2 separate regions of the Mus musculus genome follow, and region 2 is linked to region 1. Evidence: chromatin loops called from intact Hi-C (ENCODE). Cell type or tissue: heart. All regions are shown on one strand. Links, peaks and the distances in the headings refer to the core of each region. The heading gives the core; the rest is flanking DNA.

The links. Peaks named below come from ENCODE experiments on the same cell type or tissue, not always from the same donor. Only the 100,000 strongest peaks of a DNase experiment are listed, where the experiment ranks them.
Region 2: a loop joins it to region 1, with 2.9 times the contacts of the local background. A loop is called at or near these places in 3 of 42 quality-filtered maps.

The regions. Positions count from the first base shown.
Region 1 is chr6:54,699,578-54,710,764 of GRCm38, reverse strand. It overlaps Mturn (maturin, neural progenitor differentiation regulator homolog (Xenopus)), which reads right to left. Exons shown (of 3, transcript NM_001289740.1): 3 at 6,910-11,187. Among named protein-coding and RNA genes, the nearest start is that of Mturn, 24 kb to the right of the region's middle. In heart, for the core only: a CTCF peak has its summit at 5,325 (motif pointing left); a DNase peak (open chromatin) is centred at 5,194; H3K4me3 peaks cover 689 bases; H3K27ac peaks cover 642 bases; H3K27me3 peaks cover 4,092 bases.
Region 2 is chr6:54,968,476-54,979,662 of GRCm38, reverse strand. Nod1 (nucleotide-binding oligomerization domain containing 1) reads left to right here and starts at 7,051. Exons shown (of 12, transcript NM_172729.3): 1 at 7,051-7,394. It overlaps Gm24230 (a small nucleolar RNA gene), which reads right to left and starts at 5,012; the gene lies at 4,884-5,012. In heart, for the core only: CTCF peaks have their summits at 4,980 (motif pointing left) and 6,595; DNase peaks (open chromatin) are centred at 3,852, 6,592, 7,142, 7,772 and 2 weaker places; H3K4me3 peaks cover 1,616 bases; H3K27ac peaks cover 870 bases; H3K27me3 peaks cover 1,091 bases.

The sequences.
Region 1 (11,187 bases), core at 2,187-10,186:
TTCTCCATTAATGAGTGAAGCAATTTACAGCCAAGACTATTACTGAGAAATATTTACTAATTCTTACCACCTTGTTTTTCCTAGTTGATTGGATTGTTGGTTTTCAACATCTTTCTTCCCAGCTAGTAACAGGGATTTGCTGGTTTCTTCCTATCTTAGTTAGGGTTACTATTTCTTGATAAAATACCGTGAGAAATGCAACTTGGAGGGAGAAAATGGTTTAATTTACTCACAGCTCCAGGTAGCAGTTCATTATTAAAAGCAGTGAGGGCAGGAACTCAAGCAGGGCAGGAACCTGGAGGCAAGAGTTGATGCAGAGGCCAACGAGGGATGCTGCTTACTGAGTTACTCCTCATGGCTTTGTCAGCCTGCTTTCTTATAGAACCCAGGATCACCAGCCCTGGTATTGTACCACCCACAATGGGCTGGGCCTTGCCACATCAATCACTAATTAAGAAGATGCCATACAGCCTTGTCTACAACCCAATATTAAGGAGGCATTTTCTTAATTGACGTTCCCTCCTCTCACATGAGTTTACAAGCGTCAAGTTGATATATAACTATCCAGCACACTTCCCACGCTACCTTTGTTCATCTTTGCTCATTTCACGGCTGATATCTCCTTTTCTCTTTCTCTATGCATAGTAGTATTTCTTTAAGTATCATCTGCATTGTTGAGTTGCCGATCATGAACTACCTTAGTTTGTTCTTGTCTTCAAATGCCCTTATTTCTACATCAATTTTAAAAGATAACTTTGCTGGTTGGGGGTTACTTACTTTCATGGTTTGAAATAGACCACACTTTCCTGTCTTTTAGGGTTGTTGATAAGAAATCTGTGTTTTCTTGGAATGTTTGCCTTTGTGGGTGTGTCAACAGTTCCCTTTTATCCTTTAATCGTGTTTCTTTGCTTTCCCTTTTTTATATCCCAATGATGCGTTGTGGAGAGCTTCTACTTTCATCATGTCAAGTTGGGATTACGTATGCCTCCTGTCTGGATGTCCTTTTCCTTCCCTAGACTTGGGGGATTTTCTGCTTTTATTTCCTTTAATGGGTATGTATTCCTTCAGTTTTTAACCTTAGCCCCTCTTTCTAGTCCATGGGTTCTAGGGCTGGTCTCCTGAGAGTGTTCCCGAGTTCTCAGATGATGTGTTTCATTGACTATGTGCATCAACCTTGATAATTATTTTTCCTTTTTTGTTGAGTCTATTGGTAAAACTCTTCACTCTACTTTTTGTTTAGTTCACTGAGTTTCTCATTTTCGAATTTGCATTTGCTTTGTTTTCTTAAATCTCTACTTCTTGCTTGGATTTTCTTTCACGTTGCTTTTTCACCCATTTTACTGACTTTCTCATTGAGTTTGCTCCCTTTGTGTCCTGGATATAATTCATATGCTCGTTTGTAATCTCATGGAGTCACTGATTTTTCTTCTAAAGTTTTGAGATTATCACCTTCCATTTTAGCTATTTCAGTATATTTGAAATCCATAGTCAAGACATTTAGAGCTGTGGTACTTTGTCTTTTGTGCTTGTTGTATTTCTCTTGTGTATGTGCTAGAGTGGATAGTCTTCCAGTTTTATTTTGGGGAAACTGTATTGTGAGGGCTGCTCTGAGGACTCAACCTCCAATGCCACTTACCAAAGAGAAAACATGCTTCTAGGATGGCCAAAAATACCCATATAATATATAGAAATGCACTTGCAATGAGATGGATTGGCTGGTAGACATGTTCTCTGCGCAAGCCTGATAACCAGAGAGTGGTCACAAACCCCACAAAAATGCAATGGCTTGCACTGTAAACTCAGCGCTCCCACACTGAGATGGGAGCTAGAGACTGGATCTAGTGGTTTGAATGAAAATGGCCCCCACTTGTCTATAGGGAGTGGCACTATTAGCAGGAGTGGCCTTGTTTGTGTAGATGTAGATTTGTTGGAGGAAGTGAGTCACTAGGGGGTGGGTTTTGAGGTCTCAGAAACTAAACCCAGACTCTGTGGTATACTGTGTCTTCATGCTGCCTGCCTATTGAGATACAAAACCCTCAGCTCCTTCTCCAGCACCATGTCTGCCTGCATGCCACCATGATTCCTGCCACGACGATAATGGACTGAATCTCTGAACTATAAGACAGCCCCAATTAAAAGTCATGGTGCCTCTTCACAGCAGTAAAAACCCTAAGTCACAGGAGAATCACCTAGAAGTGTGGGGGCCAGCTAGCCTGGAGTATGCCGTGTAGCAGGAATAAGAGACCTTGTGTTAGGAAGGTGGAAGGAAAACAGATTCCTGAAAGTTGCCCTTCTGATATTCACACATGTGTACTTGCACCGAAGTTAAAGAGGAAGGCTACTGGGATGGGGTGTCTAGGAAGGGATGGGGAAGAGCTAGAAGTGGCTTCTCTGTGTCCTAAAATCTTGGAGACAACCAGTTGTATGCATGGGGGGGGGGGGGGTTGTCACTTTTGAACTCATCTTTCCTATGGTTTGTGCTGGTGTGGAGACAGGATGCCCACCGGAGCTATCTTTACTTGAAGAGCTTCCCTTCTTTGAATATCAGGGCCACTGTTAACTGAGCAAATTTTCTCACTCTGAAGATTTCCCAGATCATGCTCAGCTGGGAGTGTCTCCTATGTGTATTCTGAGTGCAGTAAGTAACCACAATGCTGAGATCTGTACAGGCAGAGGCCAGGTCTTCATGCTTTCACAATCTCTTAAATAATAATCAACCAGCTGGGGATGAACTATATCTATATCATCTATATCTACATCTACATCTATATAGTTTCTTTGACTTAGGGTTTCACTAAGTTGTCCAAGTTGGTTCTGAACTCATTACTTATTACAGAGCCCAGTGTGGCCTGGACTGTGATCCTCCTGCCTCAGCCTCCTAAGCAGTCAGGTTTTAAAGGCATGTCCTGTAAACCATTCCTAGCACATGCTTCTGTTTTTAGGATCTGTTATAATCCCTGTCAAGTGTCTCCTTAACCTTTCTGAGTAGAGGAAGCCAAGATGTAAAAGACCAAATTTCTGTGGGAATTAAGAGTCAGACTCAGAAAAGAAACCTTTCTTTGCAACTTTGTGGTACAGTTCGCTCAGAAAACCTGGCCCGCTTTATGGTGCTTAGAATGTTCCTGTCACCATGGCGCTTTATTAGGCACACCTTCTCAGTTCCACTCTCTCTGTGCCACCGTTTCAGGAGCCAGACAAGCATTGCTGGGGGCTTGGCACATTCTCCATCGTCATTTACCAGGAATCCCCAGGCCCTATTAGAAAGATAAGCAGAGCCCCAACCATCTTTCTGGGCATCTGTAGAAATGAACCTTGCATGCAGCCAGCTCAAAGGTGAAAAGAATGTGGTTTGAAATGGGGTCCTTCCCACTGCCGATGCACAAGGCTTAAAATGACAAATGTGCATTCCTGTCACTGGGGAAGCAAGGTGCCAGGTCTTGCTGGACTACACCTGGCTAAGTCTGGGCACACTGTGAAGGCTGACAAGTGAGTGTTGAACTCCACGGAACCTGACCCAGGTTGGAGGGCAGCCTTGTCTCCCTGCTTCTGTACTTTGGCTGAGGGGTTGGATCTCTGCTGCACAAATGTTCAGGGGAGTTGGAGGGAAGGCTCTCCATCAGGAAGAAAGGCAATAAGCACCTGCATGTCCCAGTGAAGGGCCATGAGGAGGACAGAGGGAAGGCAAGCAGGCTGTTTCCTTAGCCTTGACCAGGCCTAAGCATTCTCTTCAAAGCCCTTTCTTCTAGCTGCTTGCTAGTCTGTGCCAGGGCCTGAAGATTGGAAACTTTATTTTCATGTTGTCCAGCAGCAGACCTAATCTCTGGTCAAGGGCAGGGCAAGGATGAAACATTGTCAACATTCCATCCGGTGCTCAGGCCCTGCAGAGCTGATGAAAAGGACACTGTCCCATTCCCACCCCCTCATCCAGTCATGCTTAGAATGAAGGCAGAACCCACCTTACTGGGGAGAGTGGAGTAGTGGGCAGAGCTTCAGAGCTTCAGAGCCTCAGGGCCAGGTGGCCTGGATCTGAAAGTCAGTCCTTATGCACTTAGATCTGTGTGATGTTGTGAAAATTGCTTAATTGCTCGATGCCTCTGTTTCGTCATCTTGAAAAAGACAGTAGACAGACAGACAGACAGACAGACAGACACACACACACACACACACATCCCTACCCAAAAACTATTGAGAAAAGGAACGAAATTAAAAGAAACTTAGGATGTAACAATCCCAGCATTGGGCAAGCTGTGGAGACTTAAGTGTCCAAGGCCTTTGGCTACAAGGCTAGCTGAAAGCCAGGCTGAGCTATGTGAGACCCTGTATTTTTTTTTTTAAACAGAAACAAAAATGGTTTAGTGTGTAATAGGCGCATACAGCTAGAGTCTACTCACTTAGCACTGTTTAATTCATGAGAACAAGGACTGGAAAGTCACCAGGCTATTCTGGAACTAGGAACTACACCATGCAGTCTACACTCATTAGGATCAAAAAGCCATTGTCTTGAAATCTAATCAGTCAAGTCAAGTTACTAAGCTACAAAGTGTTAAAATGTTTTACTGGGGAGTCTGGGGAATATTTTCATGTTTCTGTCACTATCCTTTCTCCATGTTTGTGTCCTGGGTGTATTCCAGTCCCTGCCAAAGAGCCATATTCAATGACGTTTGACTGTGGTGTAGGTTATGTTTCCTTGGGAGGCAGGAACAAGGAAAACCTAAACAGACCAGACAACAGAAAAGGGGAGAAAACATTCCTGTGGAAGCTTCCGGGGGACTCCAGACGCCCACTTCCTTTTAGGACTGGAGACATGTCCTGTGAAACCTGAGGCATCCCTGCCTGAAGCTCTGCACCTTATGCTTGGAGTCCTGGTGTCCAGCAGTTTAGTCAGCCACGCCCATCTGATCCTTCCTCATCTGTCTCGCCCGCAGGCTCTACACAACCTGTCTTAGGTTCTCCTCCAAGCCCATGGACAGCGGCAGTGTAGGCACAGTAGCAAATCCCACAGGCTGACCAGCAGCAGAAAGTGTCCTGAGCTGAGTCTGCCCAGTACAAGATGTAAGCCAGCTGTTGTTTCAGCTGTCAATCGGCAGACCGTTTGATACACGGTCGAGGGAGCGCAGAGATAGATCAGAAAGACAGGGCAGAAAATAACTGGAGTCAGAGATTAGCAGGCTGCACTGAAGAATCACATTTTCGTCTCTTGTGCTCTGGGTGCCAACTGCCTTTCTGCCCCACCCTGGCTGGTTGCTCCCTGGGGCTGTACCAGTTAGGAGGGTGTGTGGCCTCTGCTTTAGGAAGTCCTTTGTTTATACTGTGCTGACCTCTAGAGGCTTCCAATTAAAAGACATCCCGGAGGACCCACATCACTTTGGCATCTACATCCACTTTGGGGCTGTTTCCCTAGAAAACAAAATGCTAGGTTCTTTTCACACTTCTTCTTTGGCTGCTAATCATAGCTTGCCCATTTTATTTTTATTTTTATTTTTATTTTTTATTTTTAAAACGGCACTGTTTTCCATTCCAAAAAAGGGGCAAGGTGCTTTAGAGACTCGGAGGGGCTTTGTGCCTCTTAGGGTATCAAAAGGAAAAGTATCAGCTGGTTCCAGGAGCATTTCAACCCTGCTTCCAAGCTACCAGACGGCTAATCCTGACAAACAAAGGAATACTTGGTCGACTAACTCAGCAGGACTCTGGGCTAGATACCCAGCCTTGGAGTCTCCAAATACTGGGGTGTGGGTTGTTTTTCCCTCATGTTGTGAATCCACCCATGTGTGCTCAGCAAGCCCTGAGGATATTGAGGTACCCACCACACCTGGCTGACTTCACAATGGAAACAAGAGTGTTTATTACGCTAGGAACCCCGTCCTACCATCTTTGCTGCAGTTTGAATCCTGTGATTTACTATAAAGAGAAGGGGTATTCGGCAAGGCAGGAGGACACCTCCAAGCGTTTGAGCTAATACACAGCTGTGGATCTTCCCTGGAAAGGGGATCCTGGGAAAGCATGGCCGGCGGGTCACCATCACTGCTTTATGGGACCTTGTGGCACTCCCTCCTCTACAGCAGGGCTGTGCAGGTGTTCTACTGATGCTCCTCCCCCAAGGGAAATCAGAAATGAGGTCCCCACGCTTACTCTTACCCATGAGAAATCAAAAGGATGGTGGGAAGCTGGGGGAGGGGGCGGTGGTGAGTAGCGCCATACAGACTGTCAAGGAGGGACCTGTCTAGGCCAGAACCTTCCTCCTGCCAGATGATTTCAGAGATTAAGGGCGGAGAGAGGAGAGATGAGTAAGGCCGAGCCTGTGTGATCAAGTCATAGAAACAGGAATTTTCTCATGATAAAAATCTGTCTCCATGGCCCTTCTGGAGCCAGTTTTTGACCAGAGGACCTTAGAATGTGCACACACAGCTTTCCTCTGGACTTGGAATCTTCGGTCAAGACCAAGGACCTCCAATGACATTAAACACCACAGCCTCAAGCTGGGGCTGCTAAGCCGTTTTCGAGTTTAGAGACCCCCTCACTGGAAGCGAGAGACTGGATCTTTAAATAAAGAATGAGACTTGGCTGTCAGCTTTCAGGGCTCCTTCTGACATGCCTTTGTCTAGTGAATCAAGGCAGCTGAGAGCAAGGTGCCGAGTGCAGGATAGAGATTGTTAATTGTGGCACAAAGCATTCCTCACTAGGTTTGCAGAAAGAAACTCTCCCATATGAAACCAGTACTAGTTTAAAGGGAGGTGACAAATTGCTAAACACTAGCCAGAGAGCATTTAGTTCCCAAACGCGTGAATTACCAATCTTCAATCCCACCTTTGATGTAACGGCTCCCTCCCGCCCCAGTGCCCTGGCTTTTCCTTTATAAATCACACACAGTGTTCTGTAACCCGAATCTGTGAAAAGAGTAAAGACGACAAATAGCACCAGGGCTGGAAGGCTCTTTAATAGCAAGCGTATGGTAATTACATCCTTGGATGTGGTCCTTGCTCTCATGGGAGGGAGGAGGAAGCAGATGGGACAAGGTGCAGAGAGAATTTACACAGTTCCCTCTGAAGCATCTAACAAAGGACACAGTTTTTGGCAACCCATTTCACAGTTTGTCATTTACAAGAGAGCTCTCTGAAAGGAAATACAGACTCAAAGAAAGCACACACATCACACAGGAAAAACTCACTGTCTAAAAATAAAAATAAAAAACAGAAACAAACAACAAAGTCCCTTGCTTTTGTTCCTTCTGATTTGCTTCTCTGGAGAAATCTCACTTGTACACAAATAAGCACTGGTCTGAAAGCTGGGTTCGGATTTGCCCAGCACTGAATATTTATTTTAGTGCCTTTTAGACAGCTGGCATGTGTATAGAGCGTTGGTCTCTGCCAGTTCAAAAGGTTCTGGTTAAGGTAGAACCTTGAGATACAAAAAGGAAAGCCCAGGGAAAGGTTGTTTATGAAGCGCACACTGTCAGCTTTCCCCCAATACCAGACGACTTGAACACAGTCCTAATCAAACTGGACGTGAATTCCTATGTAGCTTGGGACACACCTTTGACTGCTCGGAACCTCTCAGCCTGCAGTGTGGTGAATGGGGTTTCTAACAGGAAATGCTCCAGGTCATGGCCGTGGACCACAGGCTGCCAGCGTCCCAGCAAGTTTTACAGCTACTCTGTACAAAACCTACTCTGTACGAAACCTAAAAGACCTCAGCTTCTCACATCTCGCTAGCTACCATCAAACCAAAGTGACTTGGTTTGTATGAAGGAGGAGTGTTTCTAATGTAAATACATTTTATGCATCTCTGGAGAGGATGCAAGAAGCCATGCATGGCATCTCCCTCAAGGTTTGTTCCAGAGACAAGAGCCCCCACCTGAGTTTCACTGACACCAGAGCACCAGTGGAGGAGAGAGCAGGTATGGCCCACACTCTGTTGTCACAGCCCCTTGAGCCAGTACTCTTGAAGGCGAGCTCCCCTGGCAAGCGGCTGATTTTATTTTTAAGGGGAGGAATTCCACCAGGTGTGCAGGACACTTGCTGTGCCTCTGGCTTGGCAGGGGGCATCATGAAAGTCACAGAGCCATTACCAGCATCCTCTAAGCAACCAATTCTCTAGAGACAGCCAAGGACACAAGTCGTCCTGTGTCCCAGAAGGTAAGTGTGGGTGGGCTATGTGCTTTGTTTACAACTCGGATGGATGGAGACCTAACTCTTCACTGCACCTGTCCACCTGCTCCCAACACACATTAAGTCTTGCCCATCCCTACGTTCCTCTCACTGGAAAAAAAAACCAGATTTGATTCAACTGTTTCCCAACTGGTGAGTTTTAACATGCAACAACTAAAAGTTCCAGTCTGGGATCACGACACCCTGAACATACGTTTTGTGCTCGGAGAAGAAACCGAAACAATATTCAGAGACATGCATTGTGCTACAGAACAGTTCTGCCTATACTGAGCAGGGGTGGTAGCCCCAGACCCAGTCTGACTTAAGCGCACTGAAAACCTAGTTCAGGCATTAGCATGAAGGACAATTTCCTCACGTAGCAGACAGTTTGTGCTCTGGTCATGGAAACACAGAATGTACCCTGTGCTGCAGAGAGCCCAGGAGTCCCAAGTGGACCCTTCGGTCTGACTGAACCCTAGTGATGCTAGGCACTGCACTGGGCCTCACGCTGCGCCCTGGCTCTGTTCTTCGATGTCTGAAGACTGCTTGGCTCAGTGCCATCACCAGGCAGAGGAAAGTAACCTGACAGATAGGAGGAAAATGTCTCCGTGGATCACTCAGTGATAGGATCCGCCTCTTGAGTGCTGTCAGTGGCTAGTTCAGATTTCAGCTGGTCACATCGGTCAGCATGCCATCAGTCCTTCCCTGTATGTTTGCTCTCACTGTCTCTGTCTGCTACCTACCAAGCCTTCACTGTCACTTTCCTGAGTGATAGGACAAGCAAAGTGTTCACTGCCATTCCCCTCCAGCTAGTCTTCACACTAGTCTCCCCTCTTGGGTTCCCTGCATACCACTTCCAAACCCTTCAGCATAGTGGGGCGAGGAGCGGCTCTGCCTGACACTGACATTCAACCGAGACAAGCCATCTTCTGGGACCTCTGCTTACCCACCTCTCAAAGTGACAGAATCTCATCAGTTGCCTGGGATAGAGCCCACCCCAGGCTCCAGGGATCTGGATATCTGCTGGCCACCATATTCTAAAGTAGCTGCATGGCCAGCATCTTAAAGACACCATCTTTGGCAAAATTACAAAGTATCTCTTTCCCATGTCCCTCCGTGTCCTGGGCTGTTGCTCTTCTGAACACACACTTCCTTTCCTACGCAGCTGCATTAGGATAGTGTTCAAAGCTAGAAGAGTAAATCGCCCTGTTTCATAGAGAAGTCACATGACTTATCAGAGTCCTGCAGTCAAAGGCAAGTGTCTCTCCTAACTCCCAAAGACCCTTCCCCCATGCTATGGCTGCCACTAGAATGCCTGCCTCCGCAGGCTGGGAGGGGTCACATCTGTCTCACTGTGGAACGGGTAGGCTCGGGTGTGCGCACAGGCCCACCCTGGAAGGGACACACACAACAGCAGAGGGAAGGAGGCTGGCAAGGACGATGGATGTGTGGATGCCTCTGGGGTTTGCCGTGGAAATCAACCACATCCAGGGATATTCTCTCTTCCTCACCCCTGGGCAGAAGAGGAGAGTTTTTAGCAGCCCGCTGCACCACTAGGAGGGGGTCTTAGCTCAACTTGTACAAATAGAGAACATTAATGTGATAACACCGAGTATATCTGGTCAAAGTTTAAATACATTTTTGATAAAAATTCATCTTATATTAATGTTCAAACACATGTAAATTTAGATTTGAAGCCTCTGTGTATAAAATTGCAGGTTACCTCAGAATGGAGCAAACTGCTCAGGCATCCTCATTTAGCCATAAAAGCCATATATTTGTGTGACCAACCATATGTAAAAGAAGGTTACCTGCCCTGGACAGTACCTACAAGACAGAGAGCTCACTCTCCCTGCTGTATGCTCACAAAGTGGGGCGATGGGCAGGACTCAAAGGCTGGACCTTGCACCCTGGAAGGAGCACTCAGTGTGACATTGCTAATGGGCTACTTCAAGAGAACTCACTTGGCTTGGTATTAGTAAGTTTCTTCCAGACAATAAAACACACAGGTACAAAAGCACAGATGGAAACCAGTGTGTGACATCACCCAGCAGCTGAAATCTACAATACACCAAGGAGCATGGGACTCTTCGAACTGCCCCTGCATTAAACAGAGAATGCCCATACACGCTGGCCATCCACACAAGCTCCTGTCAGCGCAAGTGGTCGTGGACATCTCCTTCTTCTTCATCATCTCCTTCTTTTTTAAATTTAAAATACCAGCAACATAAGTGGTGTGGGTGTGCGTTTGAAACACGCCCACACTCGATGCACAGAGCAGTCAAGCACTGTCAAGGGACACTTGCACCCTAAGTTATGAGAACCTGAGACACGCGTGGAAGGGTCTCACAGTGGCATCAGAGAATATCTTGCTAAGTACTTACTGGCTAATGATGAGAGCAGTCACGCCTGGGAGTTGTCTGTGTGTCCTGATCATTAACTCACCCTCTTGCAACCCAAGCGATCTCGTAATTAAGATTCTTACTTTCAGGTCCCTTTAAAAATTTCACTGCAAGTAGGTCCCCTAGAGTAATTAATTATAATTTTAAATAAATTAACTCACTGGGAGCCCCTCTTGACATTCTCTAAAGAATAAAAGATTAGGAAAGCAAATGATTTCATTTTATTAATATTTCTATCCTAGTTTCTTTTCCTGTTAGATTTACCTATGGCTTCAAAGCTTAAGGGGCACTTGCTCAGATCCGGGCTGTTCTCACGATTAAGTAAGCTGCCGTCTCGTCATAAAGAGAAAAGGTTACTGTTTCATATGCAGGCTTATAGACAGTGTCAAGAAACCAATCGTTTACATCTTTCACCCCATCTACACTTTCCACTATTAGAATTTAAAAGCGGCTTTGGAAGCAGCATGCTTTAAAAAAACTATCAAACACCCAGGAAGCATCTACACTGACCAGTGGCTGGCGGCTGCGCGCCCGGGGAACCAACGCAGACAGTGGTGAACTCCCTGAAGGAGCCTCAGCCGCCCTCACCCTCTGCGCTTGCTCATGCGCATGCGCATGACTAGATATGAAAACTCATGCTT
Region 2 (11,187 bases), core at 1,593-9,592, 270 kb before region 1:
CTCCATTCTGTCCCTGTCTATGGGGATGGGAGTGGTATCAGACAGGCGCCTGTTTGTATCAACCCTCTAGTGAGGTGTCCTGGAGCTTCAGCCTCCCTGTAGTAGGCACCTGAACTCCACATCTGTTTTGTGAATAGCATGAGCTGTGTTCATGCGCCACACTTGTTTAGCCTTCATCCCATCATGGGCACTTGGACGGTTCTCGTTTCCAACTACGACAGATACTTCTTCCACGAACATTTATGCACACATATTTTTGAGTCCTACTTTTCAATTATTTTGGATTTATACCTAGGAGCAGGATAATGGCTCATATAGTAATTCTATATATTTAACTTAAGTAACACAACAATTTCCCACTTGGGCTGGAACATTGTAATTCTGTAATTCATGTACACAATTGGTTAAAAAAAAAAGGAAAGAAAATACTAGCTATGCATAATGGTATGTGCCTATATTTATTGCACTTGGGAGGTGGGAGGGGAAAGATTGTGCATTCAAGGCCACTGTGGACCACACAATGAAATTCTATCTCAAAATAATAGCCAAAAAAGAAATGGATAACCATGGAAATGCTTAAGTGTAACTCTTGGAAAGCTATGAACAGCATATGTAGTGAAAACACAGTAGTATGAACAGTGTGTGTACTGAACAAAGAAATCAAGGTGGGCATAAAAGGATGGAAGACAAATGGTAACAGTCAAGTGTTGAAAGATCCAAAGATAATGTTCATGGGGATGATCCATGGTAAAATTGTCTGCTCTCCCCTGACCCAGAACAGACTCAACAAATCTGCTGTCAAAATTGTAACATGATTCATTTTTCTAAAACTGACAAAGTGAAATAGGTAAGGGGATTTTTAAAAATGGCAATAAAATGGGCACTCGATGTAGTTGCTGGTGAAGGACTGAATACATAGAGCGATGGAGCAGGATGAGTGCACAGAGCAATGGAGCAGGATGAGTACACAGAATGATGAAGCAGGATGAGGACACAGAGCGATGGAGCAGGGTGAGTACATAGAGCTATGGAGCAGGGTGAGTACACAGAGCGATGGAGCAGGGTGAGTACATAGAGCTATGGAGCAGGATGAGTACACAGAATGATGAAGCAGGATGAGTACACAGAGCGATGGAGCAGAGTGAGTACACAGAGCGATGGAGCAGGGTGAGTACACAGAGCGATGGAGCAGGGTGAGTACATAGAGCGATGGAGCAGGATGAGTACACAGAATGATGAAGCAGGATGAGTACACAGAGCGATGGAGCAGAGTGAGTACACAGAGCGATGGAGCAGGGTGAGTACACAGAGCGATGGAGCAGGGTGAGTACACAGAGCGATGGAGCAGGATGAGTACACAGAATGATGAAGCAGGATGAGTACACAGAGCGATGGAGCAGAGTGAGTACACAGAGCGATGGAGCAGGATGAGTACACAGAGCGATGGAGCAGAGTGAGTACACAGAGCGATGGAGCAGGATGAGTACACAGAGCGATGGAGCAGGATGAGTACACAGAGCGATGGAGCAGAGTGAGTACACAGAGCGATGGAGCAGGATGAGTACACAGAGCGATGGAGCAGAGTGAGTACACAGAGCGATGGAGCAGGGTGAGTACACAGAGCGATGGAGCAGGATGAGTACACAGAGCGATGGAGCAGGATGAGTACACAGAATGATGAAGCAGGATGAGGACACAGAGTGATGGAGCAGGGTGAGTACATAGAGCTATGGAGCAGGATGAGTACACAGAGCGATGGAGCAGGATGAGTACACAGATCGATGGAGCAGGGTGAGTACACAGAGCGATGGAGCAGAGTGAGTACACAGAGCGATGGAGCAGGATGAGTACACAGAGCGATGGAGCAGGATGAGTACACAGAGCGATGGAGCAGAGTGAGTACACAGAGCGATGGAGCAGGATGAGTACACAGAGCGATGGAGCAGAGTGAGTACACAGAGCGATGGAGCAGGATGAGTACACAGAGCGATGGAGCAGGATGAGTACACAGAGCGATGGAGCAGAGTGAGTACACAGAGCGATGGAGCAGGATGAGTACACAGAGCGATGGAGCAGAGTGAGTACACAGAGCGATGGAGCAGGATGAGTACACAGAGCGATGGAGCAGGATGAGTACACAGAATGATGAAGCAGGATGAGGACACAGAGTGATGGAGCAGGGTGAGTACATAGAGCTATGGAGCAGGATGAGTACACAGAATGATGAAGCAGGATGAGTACACAGATCGATGGAGCAGGGTGAGTACACAGAGCGATGGAGCAGAGTGAGTACACAGAGCGATGGAGCAGGGTGAGTACACAGAGCGATGGAGCAGGATGAGTACACAGAATGATGAAGCAGGATGAGTACACAGAGCGATGGAGCAGGATGAGTACACAGATCGATGGAGCAGGGTGAGTACACAGAGCAATGGAGCAGGTTGAGTACACAGAATGATGAAGCAGGATGAGTACACAGAGTGATGGAGCAGGATGAGTACACAGAATGATGAAGCAGGATGAGTACACAGAGCGATGGAGCAGAGTGAGTACACAGAGCGATGGAGCAGAGTGAGTACACAGAGCGATGGAGCAGAGTGAGTACACAGAGCGATGGAGCAGGATGAGTACACAGAGCGATGGAGCAGGATGAGGACACAGAGCGATGGAGCAGGATGAGTACACAGAATGATGAAGCAGGATGAGTACACAGAGTGATGGAGCAGGGTGAGTACACAGAGCGATGGAGCAGGATGAGTACACAGAGCGATGGAGCAGGGTGAGTACACAGAGCGATGGAGCAGGATGAGTACACAGAGCGATGGAGCAGGATGAGTACACAGAATGATGAAGCAGGATGAGGACACAGAGTGATGGAGCAGGGTGAGTACATAGAGCGATGGAGCAGGATGAGTACACAGAATGATGAAGCAGGATGAGTACACAGAGTGATGGAGCAGGGTGAGTACACAGAGCGATGGGGGAGATCAGAGAACCCAGGGAAGGACCCACAAGAATACACCAAACTGACTTCTGGCCAAAGTAACTTAATGGGAGAACCTTTGTAGCAAACAATCCTGAATCATAAATGGCACACTGTATAAGAAGAGGGAGGATTTTAGATTCTAAGAGTAAATGTCGGCTATAACCTAACCAGCCACGGTGGCATAGAACTTGGGGAGGACCACAAGTATGAGGCCAATCTGGGCTATATAACAAGACCCTGTTCAGGAAAGCAAACAAACAATAGAATCCCAAACCTGTAAAATTACTAGAAAAAAAGATGTAACTGCCAATTTTTAAACTTTTTATTGTTTCTTTGTGAATTTCACATCCATGGACCCCAAACCCACTCATCTCCCTCTCTCCTAATACCTGCCCTCCACCGTTGCAACTTTCCCCCAAGAGAGGAAAAAAAAATCTCACTCTGGAAGCTTTAGTGTGTCACAGTGTGTCACAGTAAACCCTTTTGTCCACACTTCTTTGCTTTCAAATGGACTCATGAGTCCTTGGTCTGCTTTGAGGCCTCTGGCTTCTTCTACACCATCAATACTGGAACCTCACTGAGATTCCTCTTGGATACCTTGCCCTGTGTCATGGAGATCGTGTAGTTTTGGATCTGTAGGACCAGCCCCTTTATGGATTCCGCAGTTCTTCAATGGGATAGATTTTGGGGTGTGCCAATTCAAAGCTCTGGATCTGGGCCTGAGAGGTAGATGAGCTGGTCAGCCCTCCAGTTCTGCACCCACACCACTGGAGTGAGCTCCTCTGCCTCGCCTTGGATGGGCCACCCAATGCTGTCACAAGCAAGGGGCTGAGCCAGCTCTCCTGCTCTCATGCCCTCTTGGCTGGCTCAACCACACTCACACCATCAGGGCCAGCTCTCTTGTGCTGCCAAGGCAGGGTGCAGGGCCCACTTTCCCAAGGGCTGTAGCAGGGGAGGGATGAGGCCAATTCTCCCACTCTCATAACCCAGGGGCCAGCACCCCTGCTTGACATAGGTGGCAAGGGGTGAGAGTGGGGGAAGGCATCTCTCCCTGGTCCTTGTCACCATGTGGCAGACAAATTACCAACCAGCTCTCTCACATTCACACCCTCTGGGCCCACTCACCCACCCATAATTCCCTAATCCAGGGTTGGCTCTACTGTGCTTCTTGGGCAATGTGACGAGTTGTGACGGTGGGGGCAATGTCGAAGCTCTTCTAAGTGCTGGCTAGGGGAGGGGTCAGCTCTCCTAATCTCACCCCCACCCCCACCAACTCTCCCATTATGCTCAAGCAAGGGGTGGGGCCTTTGGTGGTAACATACCCTCTGCTGCTGCAGAGCCATGGATCCAGACATGGCCTCCAGTGGCATCACCAGCCAGGACCTCACCATGGTCCCAGGTCCCAGGTCCCAGGTCCCAGGTCCCAGGTCCCAGGTCCCAGGTCCTAGCTACTCACATCAGGTTGTTCCTCACTACCCTCCAGTCTCCAGTTCTGCCTCTCTTCATTGTGCACACATCCTTCTGCTTCTCTTTCTCTTCCGTTTCTCCACCACTTACGTGCTCTTCTTGGTGGTGTCCAGGGTCTCTGTGTGTCTGGGGTCATCTCAGCAGTGGTCTCAGGAGTGCTATGTCCTGCCTGTGCATTATGATACTAGGCATGGGTTGTCTCAGGCATGGTCTGCCCCTCTCCCCTCCAGGCCTGCTTGGTGCCCGACTGGTGGCCATCTTGGACTTGCTCTTTGCCCAGGCCGGACCACATGTCTCCATAGGAGGGTTGTTTATCTGGTGCCCACAGTTCCAGGGTCCCACGCAGAGTTCGTCCAGTCTTTGGCTCACTCCTCACCCTAGGACCCATCTGGGCCTTTGCAACACTAGACTGGTGGTCATCTCAGGCTCACGTGTTAGGCTAGTAATCCTTCAGTTCACAGATCAGAACACTGAGCATAGACATAGCCTCTCTCTTCTCTGCCACCTACTGACTCCCATGTGACACAGCAGCCACACCAGCAGTGCCTCTAGGGGCAGGGTAGCTGCCAATTTTTAAAATCTAGGAATTGGCAGAGTTCAAACTCAACTCCAAATGTATGACCCATCGAAGTAAAATGAGTAAGCTGGACTTCATAAAATGAAAGGGCAGGCAGGGGGCTCAGGCATATAGCTTGGTTGCTAACCGTCCTTGCCTGGCATGCCCTGAGTTTGGTTCATGGTGTCTGCCCATGCTGGCATAGGTTTTCAATCCCAGCTCTTGGAAGGAGATGCTTAAGGTCATCTTTGGCAATATAGTGAGTTTTAGGACAGCTGAAAGCCTGTCAGAGAGAGAGGGAGAGGGAGAGGGAGAGGGAGAGGGAGAGGGAGAGAGAGAGGGAGAGGGAGAGGGAGAGGGAGAGGGAGAGGGAGAGGGAGAAAAAGAGAAGCAGGGAAAGAAGAAGAAAGAAAAGGCAAATAATTGGAGAAAATATTTACAAGCCACACTCTCAACACACAACATTTAGGTGAATGAACAAGAGACACACAGACATTTTTTCCTCAAGAGAAGATACAGGTGGCATGTAGACAAACGTGAAAAGTCCACGTCATCAGCAAGCTAAAACCACAGCAGTGTCTCACGAGGGCAATACAACTATCCAAATGGCCAAGATGGAATGGGACAGCACCAGAAGCTGGTGATATGCTATGAAGCAGTCACTTAGCTGGTCAACGGTGGAAATGCTAAATGGTTTAGCTATTTCAGAAGATAGATGAATAGGCATTTGAGAAATTGATGCCAAAGGCTGAAAATAGCCCAAAAAGGTAAGCAGTATTTCAAAAAGCTACAGGAACATGTGCTTCGGAATACTGCCCAAGGAAAATAATTAAAGGGGAATCACTATTGATACAAGCAATGGTCTCGGTGAATCCTCTTAGGATTATACTAAATGAAAACAAAATAGCAAAATACTAGAGCCAGTAGGACTGTTCAGTGGGTAAAGGTGCCTGCTACCAAGTCGGAATTCAATTATGCCCCAAAGCCACATGGTGGAAAGAGAAAACCAAGCCCTGCCATTGTTCTATGATCCCCACATGTGCATCATAATATGTATGTACTCATACACCCAAACACACACAAATGTAATACAGAATTTTAAAATGTTATTCCAAAGTGCAGCCTGATTCCATCTATTTTAAAAGTCTTGATACATTTCTAGCAATGCGAACAAGTTTGTGGTTGCCAGAGGCTGAGCACAGGGTGGGACGGTGAACAAGGTTGCTTGGGGTGGACCTGTTCTGTATCTTGACTCTATTAGTAGTCTGTTTTCTGCTTACCATAGCTTTTTTTGTGTTGTAGCTCTTCAAGACTGGGGCAAATTGAGTTACAGGTACATGAATCTGCATTATTTCCTCCAGTTATTTATTAATTTACAAATATCCCAAAATAAAAAGTCCAAAATAACAAGTAAGGAACAGCTGTCCCCAAAAATGTAAATAATAGTCTAAGCAAAAAGCAGAAGGCTAAGAATGAACAGTGCCCTGCAGGTGCACAGTACGGTTGTTCTGGCTCCGTCTTAGCACATCAGGCTCTTAGAATCAAAGTTTTCCTTTCAGTCACTTAGCTGCAGCACTGCAGCACACTGCAGGAGGAGGGAGGCCTTCACGCATGCAAGAACACAGTTCTTGCAGTTTCGGTTTTGCTTTTCTCAGAGGGTCAACTTCATGCGAGTTTTCATAACCATGACTACATGTGGCCAAAAATCTCAAAGCACTTTTGTTTAACTGTCAAAAACGTTTAAAAATATTTATTCGGACGGTTTATTAACATGTTAATTCCTTTACGTAATTCCTTACAGTAAAGGAAAAGGCTCTAGAATATTCGTGGTCAAGAGAAGACTTAACGACAGAGGAGGAGAAAGTCTCCGTCTCTGAAAGTAGATCAAACTGAATCTTATTTTGATCTTAGTTTGCTTAGTTTAACAGCCTTTCTGCCCGGGTCCCGGCATTGGTTGTGGTTACAGGCGCTGGGTGGCACTCTCAGGGGGCGGGCCTTGGCTCTCCGCGGCCGTGGCAGAGCTGGCACGACGAGTTCCCAGGGTGTCACCCCTGGGCGAACTGCGAGGCCTGCCCACTCCCACTGCGCAGTGGCCGCTCGTCCGATGCAGTGTGCGGCGGCTCCTTCCCGGGAAACGAGACAGGGGGGCAGCGCTACGGATGGTCCCCGCCTCCTCCGCCCGCTCCGCCCTGTTCCCTCCCCGGAGCCCACCCGAGCCCAGGCGCGGCCGGCCGTAGACACAGCCAGCTCCTGATCCCGGACCGCGAGCGGTAGCGCCCTCCCTCCCAGCTGTTGTCCCGCCCGATCCGCGACCCTAGTCCCCGGATCCCCTTGCTGAGAGTCACCGTACTCCAGGGCCAACTGAGCCAAAGTCCTGCCAACTTGGTAAGTCATGGGGGTTGGCGCCCGCAGGCTCTGTAACCAGCTGAGGAAATGTAAGGCTGCTGTGGAAGAGCTCTGGCTGAAACTCCAGGGGAGAGACCCCCGCCTCCCACCCCTCACCCAGAGTGTCAGATGCAGCCCTAGTTCAGAGATCAGCGGAATCAAGATCCCAGTGTGATCTAAGGCCTGCGTTTTCAGCCCGCCTGCCTGCAACTTAAAGTGTAGCAAATCCAGACACCCAGACTATTCGACAAATTAATTCTGTCGGAATGTCTAAACTATTGCTTCAGAGCTCCCTTGGTGATTCCAATGTGCACGTAGGGTTAGGAGTCTGAGACCAATGGGCAGGCAGCCTTCAAAAGAAAGTGCCTGCTGACCTGGACCTTCCTGAGCGCGTGCTGCAGACAGGCTGGCTGCTTCCAGGAACCTCCTATGGTCCTGGAGCCAAAGGAGAACTTCCCTTGAGTTTCATGGGATACAAAAGAAGGAAGCAAGACAATGCTTGCTTGGCAGAGTTGCCCGAATATCAAACTGAAAAAAAGTCCTCGAGTGTGCAGTGTTTTCATAGACTGTAAAAAGCATAAAAGTGGACAGACTGCAAAGCACCTTTGTTATTTGCCTAAGTTATTGGTGTTCGAAATTGCCTCGGGAGGCCAGAGAACCCTTGACAAGTGCCCTCCATCCTTTAAGGGTGAAGCCAAAGGTATAGAATGGAGTCTGATTGCCTTCCTAAAAGCAGCCTTCCTGCTTTAGATGTTAAGGATACCTGGAGTGTATGGGTAACTTCCAGGACATCTGTTGGAGAGGAGAGGTTCCTCTGTTGTACCTGGGAGCAGAGATCTGTGTGGTAGTTGTGATCCAGGAGCCACTGGAAAACAGACAGGTATGCTGGCCAGGAGAGAGGCAGACTAAAAACCCAAGGCAGAGAGGTGGGAGAGGGAGGACCCTTGCAAAGGTCACAAGAGTTTTGTTTTTATTGAACATACACCCAGTAAACCTGGTTCCAATCTTTGATTCTGTCACTTGAGTGATGTGATTGGCTGCAAGTTCAAAATGATCCCTTCGAGCCTCTCTTTTCTTACTGGTAAAGTCTAGACAAAGTGAGGCTTAATACAGATTAAGGTAACATCCACCCCACACCTTATGGTCCCTGGCAGGGGCTCTGTTACTAGAAGACAATTATCTATTTGGTATAGCCACTATGATGGAGTGTGTCCAGAAACTGTCTCCCTTAAAGCCCCACTCTCCTGCTCTTCTATACCAAATATATTCTTTTTTTTTTTTTTTTTTTTTTTTTTGGTTATTCGAGACAGGGTTTCTCTGTATAGCCCTGGCTGTCCTGGAACTCACTCTGTAGACCAGGCTGGCCTTGAACTCAGAAATCCGCCTGCCTCTGCCTCCCGAGTGCTGGGATTAAAGGCGTGCGCCACCACTCCCGGCTCCAAATATATTCTTAAGAAAGGTGGGCTGTCAGCAGGACTCACAATTTATGCTGCACACATGGCTCTCTTGCTGGCAATAGCCTGAGATATCGTACCCAGCGTTCTTGTTCTCCTCTTGACTCCTGGCCAGGGACTCGTTCATCAAAGACAGTCAGGAATCAGTAGAAGAGAATTCCAAGTCCTGCCTGTACTGATGCCTGCCTCCCAGCTGAAACTGCTACCCAGCTGCCTCATTCTGTTGGGACTGTCACTACCAGAGCATAGGTGATAGTATTGTTTAGATAAGACATTCAAAATATAAACTGTAAAGCCACAGAGGCACGAGGTCAAGTGTCTATAAGAGTCTGTGTGGTCACTGATATTTGCTTCAACAAAAATACCAAGGCTCTGTCTTTTATCCAAAGGAAGGGTTCACTGATGAAATGGAAGGCATTTGATTCCTAGGATTTGAATAACAGTTTCTTCTACCCCTTTCCTTTGGAAGGTTTTAGACAAGATGAAGTTAGGAAACCATGTATGTACTCGTTCTGAATTGTTACCACAATGAGCTATAGGCATTTCATAAATTTCCAGTCTTGTTGTCTTTGCTGTTCTGTGGAAAGCTAGTTGCGTGCCCTGTAGCAGTGTGCTCTTAGCCACCTACATGTTGTGACTGTACCTATGGAGGCTCAGAGAGCAGTTGTTTCATCTAAACTTGACCCTGTAGTAAGAGAAGTGGTGTCTTTTCAATTAACTAATGGATTTCAGCCAGGGCTAAAATAATGGCCAGCACGAGACTCCCTGGTCTGGATGCTTACTTAAACTTGAATTTCATCTGGATTTGGCAGGCACCAAACTGGGCAGAGAGTCCTCTGCAGAGTCAGCCACAGCAGGCTTGCCACCACCCTCCCTGTTTGCCTTACTGCCAACCAATGGAACGGGCTGCAAACTGATGGGGCCCTATCCTGGCCTTTGATGGAAGAGTCCCTAAAAGAGATCCACTTCTTTATAGCCAACAAGGGAATGAAGTACCATCCTTTCTTAAAACCAACAGACTACTCAGGAAACTCGCTTTAGAATTTGTTTTGGTGCCAAGTGGTTTCCCTCTAAAACAACAGAAAGCTATATTTTAAAGGAGTGATACATGATTGAAGACAAATGCCCAGGGAATAATCCAGTGAGCACCTGATTAGCACCAGGTCTTGGTACATCATTGCTGCGTGATAGAGACTGTGTTGGAGAGACTGAACCTAAGATTTTATAAATGCTAGGCAAGAGCTCGACCACTGCGCTATAACCCTGCCCTCTTCTTACTTTTAAAATCTTGAGTCAGAATCTCACTAAGTTACAGAGGTTTTGGGTTGTAGCACTTTAACCTTCTGAGCAGCTGGAATATATCTGTGTCTATACCTATATGTTTATGCTGTATGTCTATGTCTAGCTGTTTATATGTAGAGATCACTCTTTCTATAGAGATATATATCCTTATACATCTCTATATGGATATATAGATATAGTAGACATATCAACACATATTTCTTTCTGTTGCTACGTATTTTAGAATGGAGATGTCCCTTGCTGTTCTGCTGTATTGTCACCACCACATAGGTTAGGGTTGGAAGAGGTAATTGTGGTAGTTGATGGCTCAGTGTGGATGCTTTCACAGCCATGTGCCATGAGCTAAGACAGTCACACATTACTGAAGAAATGTCTTTGGTGTTAGGAAAGCTGTGAGAAGGTGAAATTTTATGTGTGTTATTCCAATTCCCAGAAGATTAAAAATGCAAAGACCAAGAACCTCTGTGCTGGCCGGGCGTGGTGGCGCATGCCTTTAATCCCAGCACTTGGGCAGCAGAGGCAGGTGGATTTCTGAGTTCGAGGCCAGCCTGGTCTACAAAGTGAGTTCCAGGACAGCCAGAGCTATACAGAGAAACCCTGTCTCGAAACAAACAAACAAACAAACAAACAAACAAAAAAAGAACCTCTGTGCTGTGCTTCATCTTAATACAATCTTCATTTTTTTCCAGGACCCACAGAGCAAACTTTCTGGAACTAGATAAGAAGCTAGGCTTTCCCTTGGGGACAGATAGTCTCTGTATACTACAGGACAACAGATTCCCCCAGAAAGGAGATTCCTGGCTCCATTTAACAATGCAGTTTTAAATTTAATTTTATTGTTATTATCTTTTTGAGACAGGGTCTCACTAGTAGCCTCGACTGGCCTGGTACTTGATATGTAGACCAGGCTGGCCTCCAACTCAGGTTGATCCTCTTGGCTCTGCTGCCAGAGTGCTGGGACTGAAAGCAGGCATCACCATGCCTGGCACAATGGAGATTTTAAAAACATGCCGTTAGGCTTGCTTTCTGAGGCTTCA